Regions from separate parts of the Homo sapiens genome. Here regions 2 and 3 are each linked to region 1. A link is a contact called in ENCODE Hi-C or POLR2A ChIA-PET data. All regions are on one chromosome and are shown on one strand. The core of a region is the stretch at or near the end of the contact, and the rest is flanking DNA. Distances in the headings are between cores, read along the strand shown. Region 1 holds the start of RNF7 (ring finger protein 7). Region 2 holds the start of PLS1 (plastin 1). Region 3 holds the start of SLC25A36 (solute carrier family 25 member 36).

What was found. Hi-C counts contacts between places; a loop is a spot of excess contacts on that map. ChIA-PET counts read pairs that join two places held with the same protein, here RNA polymerase II (POLR2A). Pooled maps may share reads with other maps.
Region 2: a loop to region 1 is called in a pooled map, with 7 times the contacts of the local background. The contact joins the promoter of PLS1 here to the promoter of RNF7 in region 1. A Hi-C loop is called at or near these places in 6 of 50 pooled maps. POLR2A ChIA-PET finds 5 or more read pairs at or near these places in 2 of 52 experiments (T-cell and activated B cell).
Region 3: a map of B cell shows a loop between it and region 1 (34-fold over the local background). The contact joins the promoter of SLC25A36 here to the promoter of RNF7 in region 1. A Hi-C loop is called at or near these places in 5 of 168 maps with a recorded cell type or tissue (B cell, CD8-positive, alpha-beta T cell and naive thymus-derived CD4-positive, alpha-beta T cell), 10 of 37 single-sample maps with no recorded cell type and 17 of 50 pooled maps.

Annotation. Positions count from the first base shown.
Region 1 is chr3:141,735,486-141,740,577 of GRCh38, forward strand. It overlaps RNF7 (ring finger protein 7), which reads left to right and starts at 2,813. Exons shown (of 3, transcript NM_014245.5): 1 at 2,813-3,031. The coding sequence starts at 2,857. RefSeq lists enhancers at 2,356-2,405, 2,446-2,495, 2,606-3,285, 2,846-3,085, 3,286-3,964 and silencers at 2,586-2,845, 3,106-3,285.
Region 2 is chr3:142,593,647-142,598,738 of GRCh38, forward strand. It overlaps PLS1 (plastin 1), which reads left to right and starts at 2,747. Exons shown (of 16, transcript NM_001145319.2): 1 at 2,747-2,863. PLS1-AS1 (PLS1 antisense RNA 1) reads right to left here. Exons shown (of 4, transcript XR_001740938.2): 4 at 2,263-3,651. RefSeq lists an enhancer at 2,803-3,042.
Region 3 is chr3:140,939,327-140,944,418 of GRCh38, forward strand. SLC25A36 (solute carrier family 25 member 36) reads left to right here and starts at 2,510. Exons shown (of 7, transcript NM_001104647.3): 1 at 2,510-2,769. The coding sequence starts at 2,729. RefSeq lists enhancers at 2,484-2,853, 2,947-3,794, 3,434-3,663.

The DNA.
Region 1 (5,092 bases), core at 1,563-4,062:
TTGAGTCATAATTTTCTGTGAACTCTGACTGCTTCAGTGAATAAAAATCTATCTTTTCTCCTGCTAAGCTGTGTTTTGTTGGTTTAATTTGCAATCCCCCGAATACTGAACCTAAGAGGGTAGAGTGAAAGTTTTACCTCCCTGGCAACAGGAAAACTTATTTTGTTAAAGATGAATGGCATAGAAGGGGGAAATGATGGTTGGAGTGAGGACCAAAGAAATAACAAAAATGTCCACTTGTACTGAGACAAGTTTTTCCTAAATATTTATTAGTTAGTCCTCAAATATTTTGCTTAAGAGAAGTCCTCAAAATGAAAGAAACTACGTCTTCAATGTACTGAGCAGAAGGAAAGGAGACTGTGCAGCTGAGGAAGCCAGGCCTGAAAAATAAGTGTGGGTTGTGTCACCACACACCAAGGACTGGTGAGAGGAACAATGCACAGTGGTGGAGTGGGAACTGAGCAGGCCATGAGAAGGACAGATATTTGTTTTGCTGCATTCAAGGCCACCTATAGTTCCTGCCCTTTGGGTGCTCATGATGGCAGACAAGCCCTCATGAAGGTGAACCAAAGGAAGGTAATCACAGGGGACCCGTTGGCCCCACCACGCCTGAACAGCTGCTGCAGCCTGAACTTTCTGCCTCACTCCTGCTTTCCTTTCTCCCCATGCATGCTTGCTTGTTGCACTGAACTCTGGCGCATCACTCATTCCTGTTCTTTTTGTCAGGAGAAAAAGTTCTCCTGACATGCAGTGTGTCAAAACTGTACTCATCTCCTCCACCTGCCTTCCCACTTCCCGCCCCTATGCTCCCTCCTGGCTTCTATTTTAAATTTCATTGCAGCAGACACCTCTCTCCAGATTTCATGCCTCAGCAAGGGCACATACCATTCCTCCAGCGAAACCATTCTTTTCCTTTTCACCATTTCATCCTTTTGACTTTCAAACTTCTCACCAACTGGGTGCGTTTTATCCTCCTCTGGTGCCAGCCTTCCTTCTTTGTTAGATACCTAGCATTTACAGCCATCTCTAGGCAGATGTGTGGTCGTTCAGTAAGAAGAGAACACATGTTTTGTGTGCTCACTCCAATGGGTGTCTGGCTTATAAAGTAGGTGTGGTCCAATTCCTGTCTGCTGCCACCATTGTGCCCTGCTCTGGCCAACAGCTCAGAGAGGTTTGCTCTCTCCACTGGCCCTGAAGACCTCCCATGTTCCCCCAGTTCAAACTTCACCTCTCTCATGAGGCTTTCCCTCACTGCATCCTCTACCTCTCTCATGAGGCTTTCCCTCACTGCATCCTCTACTCTCTCATGAGGCTTTCCCTCACTGCATCCTCTACCTCTCTCATGAGGCTTTCCCTCACTGCATCCTGTACCCTCACAGCCCTTAACACACCACTCAACAAATACGCATTTGCATCTAACCAAATGTGACCCTGTGTCCATATTTATGTTTCTGTATATTAATGCATTCTTGTTTCCCCTGCCAGGCTCCATTAGTCTGGTTAGCTTTTGCCCAGGTATCAGGAAATGAGGGGATGGGGAGAGGCTCAGAATCCAAACTTGACAGAGTAGCTGTCCACCACTAGGTGATGGTGGGGTCAGGCATCTCCTTAGGCTGGCTGTGCTTCTGTTTTCTTTTCAATGGAGATACCGGCTTTCTTGGAAACACATGTGATGGTGGGCTAGCCGTAGAAGCACTACTATAATAACGATGTGATCTTTGTCATTTCACTTCTTCAGACCTCATTAGTCCTACATATAAAAAGAGGAAGTTAAACTAGCTCAAATGTACTGAGCAGAAGGAATGGAGACTGTGCAGCTGAGGGAGCGGGGCCTGAAAAATAAGTGTGGGTTGTGTCGCCACACACCGGGACTCCTGGGATCCCGACCTCTTTTAGCGGTCAAAAGAGGGCAAACTAGTTGCCTAACAATATTTAGAGCTATTTCTCTCTTTTCACTCTCATTCTACGAGTGTACACCGGAGTTTCTAGCAACTACATGGTATGTGAAGTCATCCCTCTAATGATAACCTGTAATGAGGTTACTACTGTGATTTTTAATGAATACATTTTAAAATGTTTTAATTTCTTCAAAAGCAAACATTAATCTCTACATATGTGTGTATACATATACAGGAAATGTATGTATATATGAATATACATATATTCATTGTATATGTGTATATATATTCATACATAATATGTGTGTGTGTATATATATATATATTTACACATTTCCTACATAAATAAAAGTTCTTTAAGGTCCTAATAATTTTTAAGTGAAAAGGAGTCCTGGGACCAAAAAGTTTTGAGAATCACTGAACCAGATTTCTAGATCTTTAAGATCATTTATTCACTCAACAAATAATTGTGCCTCCTGTGGCCAGGCATTTTGCAGATACGGAGGATAATGTGGTGATAGCAACATGTTTCCTGCTCTGATAGAGTTTTACATTTGGGAGGGAAGAGACAAACGAATAAATTAACAAGATAATTTCTGAGAGCAGTAGGTTTAATGAAGCCGTAAAGCAGGACACATATCCCTGCACAATCTGTGCGCCTGCTCAGACGTAACACCCCGCAGCGCAGCAGGCAGATTCAGCGGCGTCGCCCCATAAGGGCCCGAGCCCTCTCAGTTGGCCTAGGACGGCGAGGGCGGGGCCTGCCCGCCCCCCTGGCGCTGGCGTCAGGTGACGTCACTGTGCCGCGCCAGCCAATCGTGGGCAGCCGGGGTCTAGGCACCACGGTGGCTGGCGGCCTGCGGGCGGCGCTGTGGCCCGTCGGGCGGCTCCACAGAGCCGCCCTAGCCTTCCGCCTTCCCCAAGCCAACGTCTCCGCCGTCGGCTCCGCGGCGCCGCCATGGCCGACGTGGAAGACGGAGAGGAAACCTGCGCCCTGGCCTCTCACTCCGGGAGCTCAGGCTCCAAGTCGGGAGGCGACAAGATGTTCTCCCTCAAGAAGTGGAACGCGGTGGCCATGTGGAGCTGGGACGTGGAGTGCGATACGTGCGCCATCTGCAGGGTCCAGGTGATGGGTAAGCGCTGCACGCGAGTCCAGGGCCGCCCTGCGGCCTCCGGGAGCCGACCTCGGGGTTGGGAAGGGACGGGCGTCCGTCAGAAGCCTCGGAAAGTGCCCTGCCTGGGAGAGTGGGTGGAGGTCGCCCTGCCCCGGCGCCGGAGGAACGCGGAGCCACGCTCCTGCTGCGGCTCCTGAGGGCTGCGGCCGCCGCCTGGGGCTGCGGGGTTGTGCAACAGGCGCCCTGCGCCGGGTGGTTGGTGTTCTAGGGAGAGAGACGGGCAATAAACGGAGTTAAACAAGGTAATTTCAGGTAGTGATGGGTGTGACCAAGAAAGTAAAACCGGGTGATTGTTGGGAACTAGCAGGAAACACTTCGGTTTGTGTGTCCAGCCCCAGCCCCACCTCTAAAAGCTCAACACAAGGTGGTCAGGGTAAAGGCCGTGATTCAGCAGTGAACTTTAATAGTCTTGGTCACCACCAAAGTGATGCTCCAGAGTCATCTTCCACAAAACGACACCCTTAGTTCTCCTCGAGGGACGCAGGAAAGTGTTCATAGCCATTGCATTTCCGGATTAGCTTACCGCCGCTCTTCGAATGGCTTTTAAATCTGGATTGATTTAAGACGGGTCAGATAGCACTAGCGTGGCTTGAAGGGAACAGTGTGGTTCAAGAATATCTAAGTTTCATGGAAGCTGAAGAATTGTAAGCCCTTTTTTCAGAAACGTAAAACTTCACCTCCATCACACCCCCCTCTCCATATTGGATGCCATTTCCTGGAGAAGATACTGTGCTGCTCTGAGTCATGCCTTTGTGGAGAACCCTCTTACAAATATGTCTTCTTTCTGTGATATTTTGAGTTAAAATATTAGACCAAGTGAAACTTTTCAGAACAGCTTAATCTTGTTATATTTTATATGGTTCTAAGAACTCAGACCACTTTGAAAAGCAGGTGCTATTTAAATGCAAGTTGTATTTTCAGATAGGGCATTTAAAATTACTATGAGACCCTCTTCAGTGGAATTCTTTATTGAGGGTAGTTAAAGAAAACGGACATTTCTATCGTTTGAAAACTGTGACTTGTCTTGAAAAATGAGAGAATTGGAGAACATACAGAGAATTGCTCACCTTAAGGGGGGTGAGACTGTAAACATACCAGAATCAAGAGATTTCGCAGTTTATGCTCTTTTGTCTTTTATTCCTAAGGGCTTGTTTCAAAGAGGATTTACAACAATTGGATTCAGATATTTTTATCTTTCTCTTTTGAAAGACCTTGATATTAGACATGACCCACTTATTTTACATGGATCACTTGAGCCCAGGAGTTTGAGACCAGCCTAGGCAACATCGCAGGACCCTGTCTGTACAATTAAAAATTAAAATAAAAAGCTGACCAGGCATGGTGGCCTCCAGCTACTCTGGAGGCTGAGGTGGGAGGATCCCTTGAGCCCAGGAGGTCGAGGCTACAGTGAGCCTTGTTCCTGCCACTGCCACTGCCACTATACTCCAGCTTGGGTGACAGAATGAGACCCTGTCTCAGCAACAAACAAACAAAACATATGAGGCTTTAAAAGTATCTAGTTTATTTGCCAGCAATACAGCTGCCCCTACCCCCACTTAGGAATCATAATTTCTAGTTTGGGAAGCATTTTTAACTGATCCAGGAGACTCTTTTTTTTTTTTTTTAAGACAAGTTTCGCTAAACATTTTATCTCCTAAATAAATTTCCTTTAGTTTAAAGGAAACTAAGCTTTCACTTAGTTCCTTTCCAGTTTAAAAATAATGTTCCCAAAGGGTATTTTCAAAAGATTTGTCTCCCAAAAAGCTATTTCCTCCCCAAAGGAAAAACATTTAAAGAGTAAGTGGAAATGTATAACCTGAAATAATGATTGAAACTTTGCAACAAATAAACTTTACTGAGAGATTTTAATGTAGGTCAAAGTATAGACTATAAATGACACATTTCATCATAAACTTTCTAATTATAGCAAGTATTCTGCTACTACAGGATCAGTCTTGCATATTTACAACAGCTGTACTTTGGGTTCAGGAAATTATTCTAGGCTAGACCTTTGTATTT
Region 2 (5,092 bases), core at 1,497-3,996, 860 kb after region 1:
GCACTGTGAGAGGCCGAGGAGGGTGGATCACCTGAGGTCAGGAGTTCGAGACCAGACTGGCCAACATGGAGAAACTCTGTCTCTACTAAAATTAAAAAAATTAACTAGGTGTGGTGGTGTGCACCTGTAATCCCAGCTACTCAGGAGGCTGAGGTAGGAGCATCTCTTGAACCTGGGAGGTGGAGGTTGCAGTGAGCTGAGGTCGTGCCACTGAACTCCAGCCGGGGCAACAGAGCGAGACTCAGTCTCAAAAAAACAAAATTATCAGTGAAACCCTTTTATCAAATAAGATTTCACAAGATACTACAATATGTAAGCAGTCTGGGTTAGGGTCCTTGATCCAGAGCCCTGCGTATTTTTCTCTCCATGAAACCCAGAGCTCCTGGAAACACAGTTTGAATACCTTATTTGTCATTGCTAGTGATACAATCAGTTAAGCAGGTAACAATTTTCTTTATATAATTATTACACGCTGGTTGTGCATTTCTTTTTTTTTTTTTTCTGAGACAGAGTCTCGCTCTGTCGCCCAGGTTAGAGTGTAGTGGCTTGATCTTGGCTCACTGCAACCTCTGCCTCCTGGGTTCAAGAGATTCTCCTGCCTCAACCACCTGAGTAGCTGGGATTACAGGCGCTTGCCACCACGACCGGCTAATTTTTGTATTTTTAGAAGAGACGGGGTTTCATCATGTTGCTCAGGCTGGTCTTGAACTCCTGACCTTAGGTGATCTGCCCACTTTGGCCTGCCAACGTGCTGGGATTACAGGCGTGAGCTACTGCACTGGGCCCTGGTTGTGCATTTCTAATGATATACTCTAGTTATTATTTTACACTTGGAAACAATTTTGGGAAACGGTTTTATCAATGGTATATTTACAAATCATATCTTAGGGTTGGCTGCTTTTACAGAGGGTTGTTACAGACATTTTATATGCATTATTTTTAGCTTCATTTACAGAGGATGACTTTTTATTTTACCTTTCCCAAATCAGGTTATACCATATTTAGAATCTACGTTTCCTCATGAACCTGCCCTGGTCAATATTACCACGAAAAAAAAACAGATCATAAGAGTATTTCATGAAAAAGTGTTCTCTTATCAAACTTATTGGTGAATAATTTACACACATTTTTCATGTTTAAAGTGTACAACTTAGCGATGACAGTTGTATACACCTGTGAACTTGTCACTACCATCAAAACAGAGAAAATTTCCATCGTCCCCCTCCAAAAATATTTTTTCTGCTCATTTGCAGTTTATCCTTCCCTCCACTCCTGGCTCCAGGCAATTACTAATCTGGGTTTTGTCATTATAGGTTAGTTTGTACTTCATATAAGTGGGATTATACAATATGTTTTGTCTCTAGCTTCTTCAACTCAGCATACCGATTTTGAGAGTTATCCATATTGAGTCCTGTGTGAGAGTATTTCTTCTTTTTTATTGTTGAGTAGTATTGCATTGTATAAATATACCACAATTTGTTTTTTCATTTACATGTTGTTGGACAGTTGGGTTCCTTCTGGTTTGGGGCTTTTGTGAAAAACAGCTGCTATGAGCATTCCTGTTCAAGTTTTTGTGTAAGCATATGTTTTAATTTCTCTTGGATAACATCTAGGAATGAAATGGCTGGGTCATATGTTAGATGTATGTTTACCTTTTAAGGAAATATTTTGCTTTATTTTGTGAGAACTTACTTAACTCCCCTTGCATATCTAGATAAATAAGTATCAGATAAGGATACTAAATTTACCAGATTCTCTAGGTGGCAGGTGGGAAAAATCAGATAAGAATACTAAATTCACCTGATTCTCTAGGTGGCAGGTGGGAAAAATTCCTTATCTTCCCTCTCCATGGCCCACCTACTTTCATAGTTCATTGCTCGTCCAATTTGTTTGAGTTCTTAAAATAATTTCAACTTCCCCCCTTTATTTTTTCTATTGTTACCATCTCAGGGTTGGTTGGGTGCCTATTCTGTATTGGATATTGTGTTAGGCGCAGAAGGGGCACGTGGGACTTTGAGTTAAAGGGGCAGCAAAACCTTGTTCTGTTCTCTGGACTGAGTTGGACAGACCACAACTACGGATTATGCTTCAGGCAAAGTATGTGAGAACTCTTGAGGCAGCATTCCATTTACCTGACTCACATGCGAGAGAAAATATCCCACTTTTGTTTGAGTGTGGGCTTTAGTTATATATTTATTTTAATCAGGTGTGGCTGTTAAAGGAAAAGGAAGCAATCCGTGAAACAAACGGAAAAAAAAAGAGTAGGGGAGAGAAACAAGTCTTCCTTTAATAACGTATACCTTTCCTTTTGACCAGCAGGTCCCAAAGTGTGGTACCCAGACTAGTAGCACCAGTTTTCGCTGAGAACATGTTAGAAATGGGAACTGTCGCGCTACGCTCCAGACCTAACTGAATCGGAAACTCAGTTTCCGGGTTTGGGATCTGTGATTTAAAAAGCTCTCCAGGTGATTCTGATCCACGCTCAAGTTTGAGAACTGCTGTGCTAAACTCATTCCCAGGGTGTAGGTGGTCATCTTTAGACTTGGGTAACTGTGGGCGGTAGAGATAACGTTGCCGCAGCGCCCGTCCACCTCTCCCCATCCACGCTCCCAGCGCCTGCAACTCCTCTTTCACCCTTAGCCTAAACCCAGGTTCTGGGCTTCCCTTTCCCTCCCCTGGGAGCCGCAGGCAAAACGCGGCAAGTGGATTCAGAGTTTGCGGGCCCGGGTGCCGGCCGAGCATGCGCAGTGGCGCGAGCGCAGCGGCTACGCGGGCGCGGAGAGGTAGCCGCAGAGTGGACCTGCAGGTACTTGGATCTCCAGTGGGAGCTGCCCTCTCGAAGGCAGGACAGCGGTGGCGGCAGGTACGCGGGGGTGGGGATAGGGCCCAAAAGGAAGGCTGGACAGACAGATGGAAAGCGAAGCGTTACTCCTTTGGGGGCGCGCGGCGGCTCGGGGGCAGTATCTCCGGGTCCCCTCGCTCGCGTCTCGTCTCCTGGCTGTGCAGTGTGGCGCCCGCCGTCCTCTGGGCACGCTTCTGCCCAGTCCCGGCAGGCAGTGCCCGCAGGTGTTAAATCGCGTATTTACACTGCTTAAACAATAAGCCTGTTAACTGAATTGTGATTCTATGCAATGAAATAAGGTATTTCATTAAGTTTTCTTCTTTCAACTTTGGGTGGCTGCCGGTGAGGCTTTCTGAACCAGCCTGTTTTGTTTTAATTCTGGGACTGGTTTATTTGCCTTTGGCCTTTTGGTGCATAGGATCAATAGGGCTGTAGTGAAATCCCATCCGTGCTGTTTTTGGTACCTTTCCTGGAGCATAGGGACCTCTGGATGCGGCATAAAAATGTCAGTTTTCAGCGAATTTCACTGCCAAAAAACTTTCCGTGTTTCAGCTGCATTTTCAAGTGGAGACTTAAAAAAATTTAAGATTTCTCCCTAACTTTTCAATTATTACTGTATTTCGGTCTTCATTTGGTACTATTAAAAGGAAGCGGTCGTTTAGATGAGTAACAGAATTCTCACTTTTCCTCCTTTACTTACTTACTATGTCACATTTTATGGCTTATACCGTGATATCTTTCCCTCCAGCCACGGTGTTGGATACACTTGTATGAGGCTTCAGCTGTGCTGCATAAATTTCTTGAAGAACCTGTGAGCCAGAAGCAAAATTTCAGGACAGGGGGCACACACTGAACTTGAAGCAAGTACTTTTACACCCCCCACCACCTTTGTAATCAGCTTTCCTTTAAGTTGAATTATGTAATGAAATTCTATAGTAAAGTGTTAATGTGTAATGTGGAGGCATATATATATATAGAGAGAGAGGTAGTAAGTTTAGGAAGAGGAAATTTTAAGTTCAGGAAGAGAAACCTATATGGAAAGGGAATACAGGTATCCTGCCCCCCTTCATTCCTCCCATGATAAATGTTTTAATGGCAGAAATAATATACAGCTGGTCTAGTTTTGGCTGTAGAGACCTTTGAGGTCAGCCAGTTCAGCTGCTTCAGTTTACAAATGAGAAAACTGAGACCAGCGAGGTTAGATGACTTGCTGTGGCCACCCAAGCCCCTCATTGGCAAAGCTAGGCCTGGGATCCAGGTTTTCTCATTTTCTGGGGTCTTTTTACCACTCCCTGCAGATACTCTTCTTTACCTCCATTATTAAACTTCCTTTTTCTCTTCTACTTATACCATGAAGTCTGGCTTAAGCAGAAAATTAGTTGTTTCTCTTACTAAGCTTCCTAGTACCTCATAAATTCCTTTCAAAAAGTGCCCTTTCACTGAAGCCCCACCTAACAATTTGCTGGTCCTGAAAACGCCCTCCTTCCTTCCCTCAGTCACCTGGGCCCTTTGCCCAAAATGCCTGTTTGCCTCCCTCTTTCCGTATTGAAGTCCTGCTCATGCTGCAAGGTGTAGCTCAGGTGTGACCTCTTTTTGGAAGCCTTCCTTGATTGCCTTAGCATGAAGTAGCTCTCCCTCTTCTGAACCCTATAGCACTTACTACTGTTGTTTGTGCTGTTAGTATCCCCATTGTATATAGTATCCTGAGTATTTTAGCACCTCCCAACTTCCCGACCAGGAAGTTGGCAGGTTGTGTAAGCTCTTGGAGGTTAAAGCCTATGACTTAAACATCCCACCCAGCACTAAGCACAAAGTATATTCTTAGCCCCTGTTTGTGGGAGGGAGTGGGGGAAGGAAGTGCAGTATGTATAGTTTTGTAAAGAGATTTCATGTGTGTTCTATAATATGGGGAAGGCCATGTTAGAGCTGTATCAAGACAGCAGCCAAGTCCATTTCTGATTCCTCATATTTTGATAACAGATCACAGATTAGTTAGGGGGATTACAGGAGACAGGCGTAAAAACACGGGTCAGTTGGTCCAGGCCCTGGATTAAGCCTGTGACTCAAAGTGGAGAAAAGAGGGCACAGAATTAAGAAATGTAAAGGAAGAAGCATGTGGTGAAAGACTAAATGCAGAGAAGGAAAGACATGTTGAAAATGAATTTCAGGGTTGGGGTGTTAGTAATGGGTTTATAATGTTCTTTTTATCTTAAAAGTACCTCCAATTGGCTGGGTGTGGTGGCTCACGCC
Region 3 (5,092 bases), core at 1,260-3,759, 800 kb before region 1:
GTATATACCCAGAGGTCTATAAATCATTCTACTATAAAGACACATGCACACGTATGTTTCTGGCAGCACTATTCACAATAGCAAAGACTTGGAACCAACCCAAATGCCCATCAATGTTAGACTGGATAAAGAAAATGTGGCACATACACACCATGGAATACTATGCGGCCATAAAAAAGATGAGATCATGTCCTTTGGAGGGACATGGATGACGCTGCAAACCATCATTCTCAGCAAACTAACACAAGAACAGAAAACCAAACACCCCATGTTCTCACTCATAAGTGGGAGTTGAAAAATGAGAACATATGGGTACAGGGAGGGGAACATCCACTCTGGGGCCTGTCGGGGGTTGGGGGGCAAGGGGATGGATAGCATTAGGAGAAATACCTAATGTAGACAACGAGTTAATGGGTGCAGCAAACTACCATGGCACATGTATACCTACATAACAAACCTCCACATTCTCCACATGTATCCCAGAACTTAAAGTATATTAAAAAAAAAAAAAAAAAAGGAACTGGTAACAAAGAAAATCTCAGAAAGTTTCTTACTCTTTTCAGTTAAGAGAAGGATGGAATATATGTAAATTTAAATTTATATAAACATTTTTCCTAACTAAAAAAAAAACTATGTATGAATTTCAAACTTTTTTGCACCAAAAATTCGTACTCACTTGTTATAATGTATCTGAACAAGATCTAGTTTGAGGCACTAAAAAGGATAAGACATCAGCTTGAAAACAGCCCCTATCAGAGCAGCATGAATTGAAGCAAGAAAAAACATCAAATTTATGGTCAAGATTGGGTGGAAGAATGGTGAAATCAAGGATGCTTTACAAAAGTTTGATGGGGAAAATTCCCCCAAAGAAATCTGAAGTTTACAAATGGATAACTTGTTTGCAGAAGGGATGAGACAATGTTGAAGAGGAAGCCTGCAGTGGCAGACAATCCACATCGATTTTTGAGGAAAAGATTATTCTTCGGTGTGCCCTAATTGAAGAGGACCCACAATTAACAGCACAAATAATATACAACACCATAGACATTTCAACTGGTTCTACTTACACATTTCTCACTGAAAAACTGAAGTTGAGCAAACTTTTCACCCGATGGGTGCAAAACTGTTGCACCCAGATGAGCTGCAGACAAGAGCAGGGCTTTCAATGGAAATTGTAAACAAGTGGGATCATATATTGAAACATTTCTTTGAAGAATTGTAACAGGAGATCAAACATAGCTTTCTCAGTATGATTCTGGATCAAAGCAATAGTTACCAAGAGGTGCAAGTGGTCCAGTCAAATCAAAAGTAGACTGGTCAAGAGCCGAAGTCATAGCAGCAGCTTTTTGGGATGCTCAAGGTATTTTGCCTGTTGACTTTCTGGAGGGTGGAAGAGCAATAACATCCGCTTACTATAGGAGAAAGTGAAGCAAAGCTTTAGCATAAAAACACCTACGAAATCTTCACCAGAGAGTCCTTCTCCATCAGGACAATGTTCCTGCTCATTCCTCTCTTTAAATAAGGGCATTTTTCCAGGGATTTCGATGGGAAACTATCAGGTATCCATCTTACATTCCTGACCTGGCTCCTTCTGACATATTTTTGTTTTCTAATCGTGAAAAATCTGTAAATGGCACCCATTTTTCTTCAGTTAATAACGTAAAAAAGCCTGCATTTTCATGATTAAATTCCCAGAACCCTCAATTCTTTACAGATGGACTAAAGAGCCGGTATCATCACTTACCAAACTGTCTTTAACTTGATGGAGCTTACGTTGAAAAACAAAGTTTATATTTTTAAATTTTATCTTTTAATTCCATTTCCCATGAACTTTTATTCTTTTAAAAACAAACCCAAGTATTTTAATTCTACTTGCCTTTTTTACTTATTACACACTTCGGGAGATTTTTTGCCATATGGAATCACCTCATCCCTTGTCACGATTGCATAATATTCCATAGTAGGAATGTTTCATGATTTATTTCTTCATTCCCCCACTGATTTCAATTTTCTGCAACTGCAAGCATTGTTCATAATTCTGTACTGTTTGTGAGCCTATATAGGAGTATCCGTGCACAAACCTTTTTATGCATTGTGCGAGGGTTACTCTGAGATAGACACCAAGGGAACTGCTGGGTCATAAATCCAATTTTTTCAAAGTAAATCCGCTTGCGAACCCGGAACCAAGTCGATTTTTCCCGCCCCGCCAGTTCCCTGTTCAGGAGAGTGCAGCCGTGATTGGCGCGTTCACTCAGGCCAGGGGCGCCCCAGGTCTCAGGTGCTAGGAGCGCGGTGACCTACCACCCTCCGGGCACGCGTTCTGGCCACGCCTCGCGGCCCCTTTCATTGAAAGAGCCCGTAGGGATCACGTGAAAGAACACTGCAGAGTGCGTGACGTCACGACGCTCACACCAATGGGAGCCTCTGTTTATGTCGGGAGCCATCAAATAGTCATCTTCCCCCTACCATCCCCCGCCCACTCTCCGTCGCGCTGCGCTGCGTCGCTTTCAGCCTCTGGTGAAGGGCGGCGCGCTTAGGCAGGCGGTGGCGCGGCTGGAGTGCCGCGGGGAGGGCTGTGCCGGTTGCTTTCTGCAGCCGCATCTCGGCCAGCTCTCCTCGCCGTCCCCGGGGCGCTGTGCGTCTCCAGTCCGGGACCGAAGCCGCCTGCCGTAGCGGGCGGCCAGATCCGCGTCCCGCCTCAGCGGCCGGAGGACATGCGGGAGAGAGAATGAGCCAGAGGGACACGCTGGTGCATCTGTTTGCCGGAGGGTAAGGTCCTGGCGGGGCGTGCGCACTGGGGCTGAGGGTGCTGGGGCCGAAGACGCAGGCGAGGGGGGCGAGGGGGGCCGAGGGGGGTGGGGGGGTGGGGGGGCGGGAGTGAGGCCTGGGCGGGGAGCTGCCACGGGCCTGCGGGTGAGGGGAGCGACCCAGCCCGTGGGTGGTGAGGGGGGCTCCGGTTCGGGGAAGCAAGGGGGTGAGGCCCGGGCCCGAGGGCGAGAGAGTGAGGCCCGGGCAAAGAGGGTTGAGGCATGAAACCCGGGCCGGGAGTGAGGTTTTGGGCCCGCGGGGCCGGGGTGAGGCGGAGGCCGAATCCATGCGTCTGAGGAGACGCGGGCAAGAGCTGGGGTCGGCGCTTGATTACCCGGACGCCGCTGGACCTGGCCGCACGCCGCAATCTAGCAGGCGTCGGGGATCCAGGGCCGCTTTGAGGAGCCTGGCTTCGGATTTCGCGTAGGTTGCATGGCCCAAGGGGACGGGGCGGAAAGTGCGGAGGCTGAGGACAAAATGGGCGCCGGAGACTCCTTTAGCCCTCGCTCCTTGCAGCGCTCGCTTGGGCCTCTGCACGTCACTCACGCCCCACCTCGGACCTCGGGCCGCTCATTTCCGGGCTCGGCTTTGCAAGGTGGGTGGTAAGGGGGCTACGGGATCGAGCGGGGAAGGCTTTGGTATTCTCCCGTGGTTGCTGTAGGGTGTTTCTAGCCCTTGGAAAATTTCTTGCCCGAGGTTTTCCAGGTGGTGAATGGGGTGCAAAGCTTTCCAGTACCTTTGGGGTCAGATTCCTTTCGAGAAAACCACCCCTCTTGAACACCGCTTGCTTTTCTGCTGCTTAGGAGAAAGTAGGAGTGGAGAGAGGTCAGATTTTTTGAAGATAGTGTTAATAGTTACTATGTGTGTGCAAGATTAGGACTAAGCCTAAAGTCTTAGTTCCCTGATTGCCAAAATGAGTGTTAGAGCTTCCAGTTTAGCCTCCTGTTTAGATTTGCTCCTTCTAAATCATTTGGAGAATCATAGCAATTTTAAGAGTTACTTATTTGGAGGATTATAAAGAGTTTTCTTATCAAAAATGCCTTCGGTGAATTATGCTGAGACTCTTACCGGCATCTTCTTAAATCCTGCAGTTTTTAGATCGACTTTTAAGAATATGAAAGAAATACACACGCAGTTCTATTCACGGTGCCTTGCTTTGAGTTGGACATATGGACTCTATTGAGCCAGTGATGGCAATACTTTCTTTAGGTTGGCACACTTTCATCAACAAATATTTGTTGTACACCAATTATGGGCCGGCCACTGTTCTGGCATAAAAACAATATTTTTCTATTGATCTGTGAGACCCAGTTTAGGCAGTTTGCTTTCCATATTTCTGAAATGTTTACTGCCAATAATCAGGCAAATTAAATCTTTTTAAAAAAATTCTGTAGCTATGTAGATGCTCTTGAAAAGATCTCATGCAAATAATTGAGCTCCCTCTTGTAATTAGATCTATAACCCTGAAGTGAGGAGACCGCAGATGTAGTCTAGCACTATTTTAATTTGGGTGAAAAATGGACACTTTTATTTCAATTGCTTCATCTATAAAATTAGGAGGTTGTATTATATGATCTCTAAAGCCCTTCTCTAGCTCCTAACATTTCTATTATTCTGCGTTCAGGATTCATGTATCAAGTTTAGTTAAAAATGGGGCATACTTATATTTGAAATAAATGTTAGCTTGATTGCACTAATTTCCCACTTTGGATTAGGATCATCATTTTGTTATAAAAACATGTAAATATAGGTTTTCTGGTTTAAGAACAGGAATGGGAGGTGTTTGTAGCATCTAAACACACAGATTAGGAGCTCCATCCCCTCCCCCCCAGTCTAGCATATGTAGTTAGAGTATTAAATGAGATATGGTATGTAGGATTTGATACAAGATAGGTGCTCAGCCGTATAATTTCTCTTCCTTTGCATCTCATCTTGATTTTATTTTTATATGTGGTTACATAAGTGAGTTCAGTAAAACACACCTTATCTTTTTAAAGGAAGCCCAGTATATTTTAAAAGAACCAAGAGTAACCTTTCACAGAGTATTTAATCTTAGGCAAGGGTTTTCCGAATATGGAGCCTTTAAGTTGTTTTTCTGATAAGTAGAATTGTAATATTCAAATATGTTTATCGGAATCCCACATTTCTAATAGCCTAGTAGCTGTATTGTTAAACACCAGCACTGGACCTTGGTTCTGGGTGAAATACTCACATGCATAACTCGTGCTTTCTTTAAGACACCCTTTGATCCCATTATGCTTTTGCCAGAGTTAATATTCAGAGT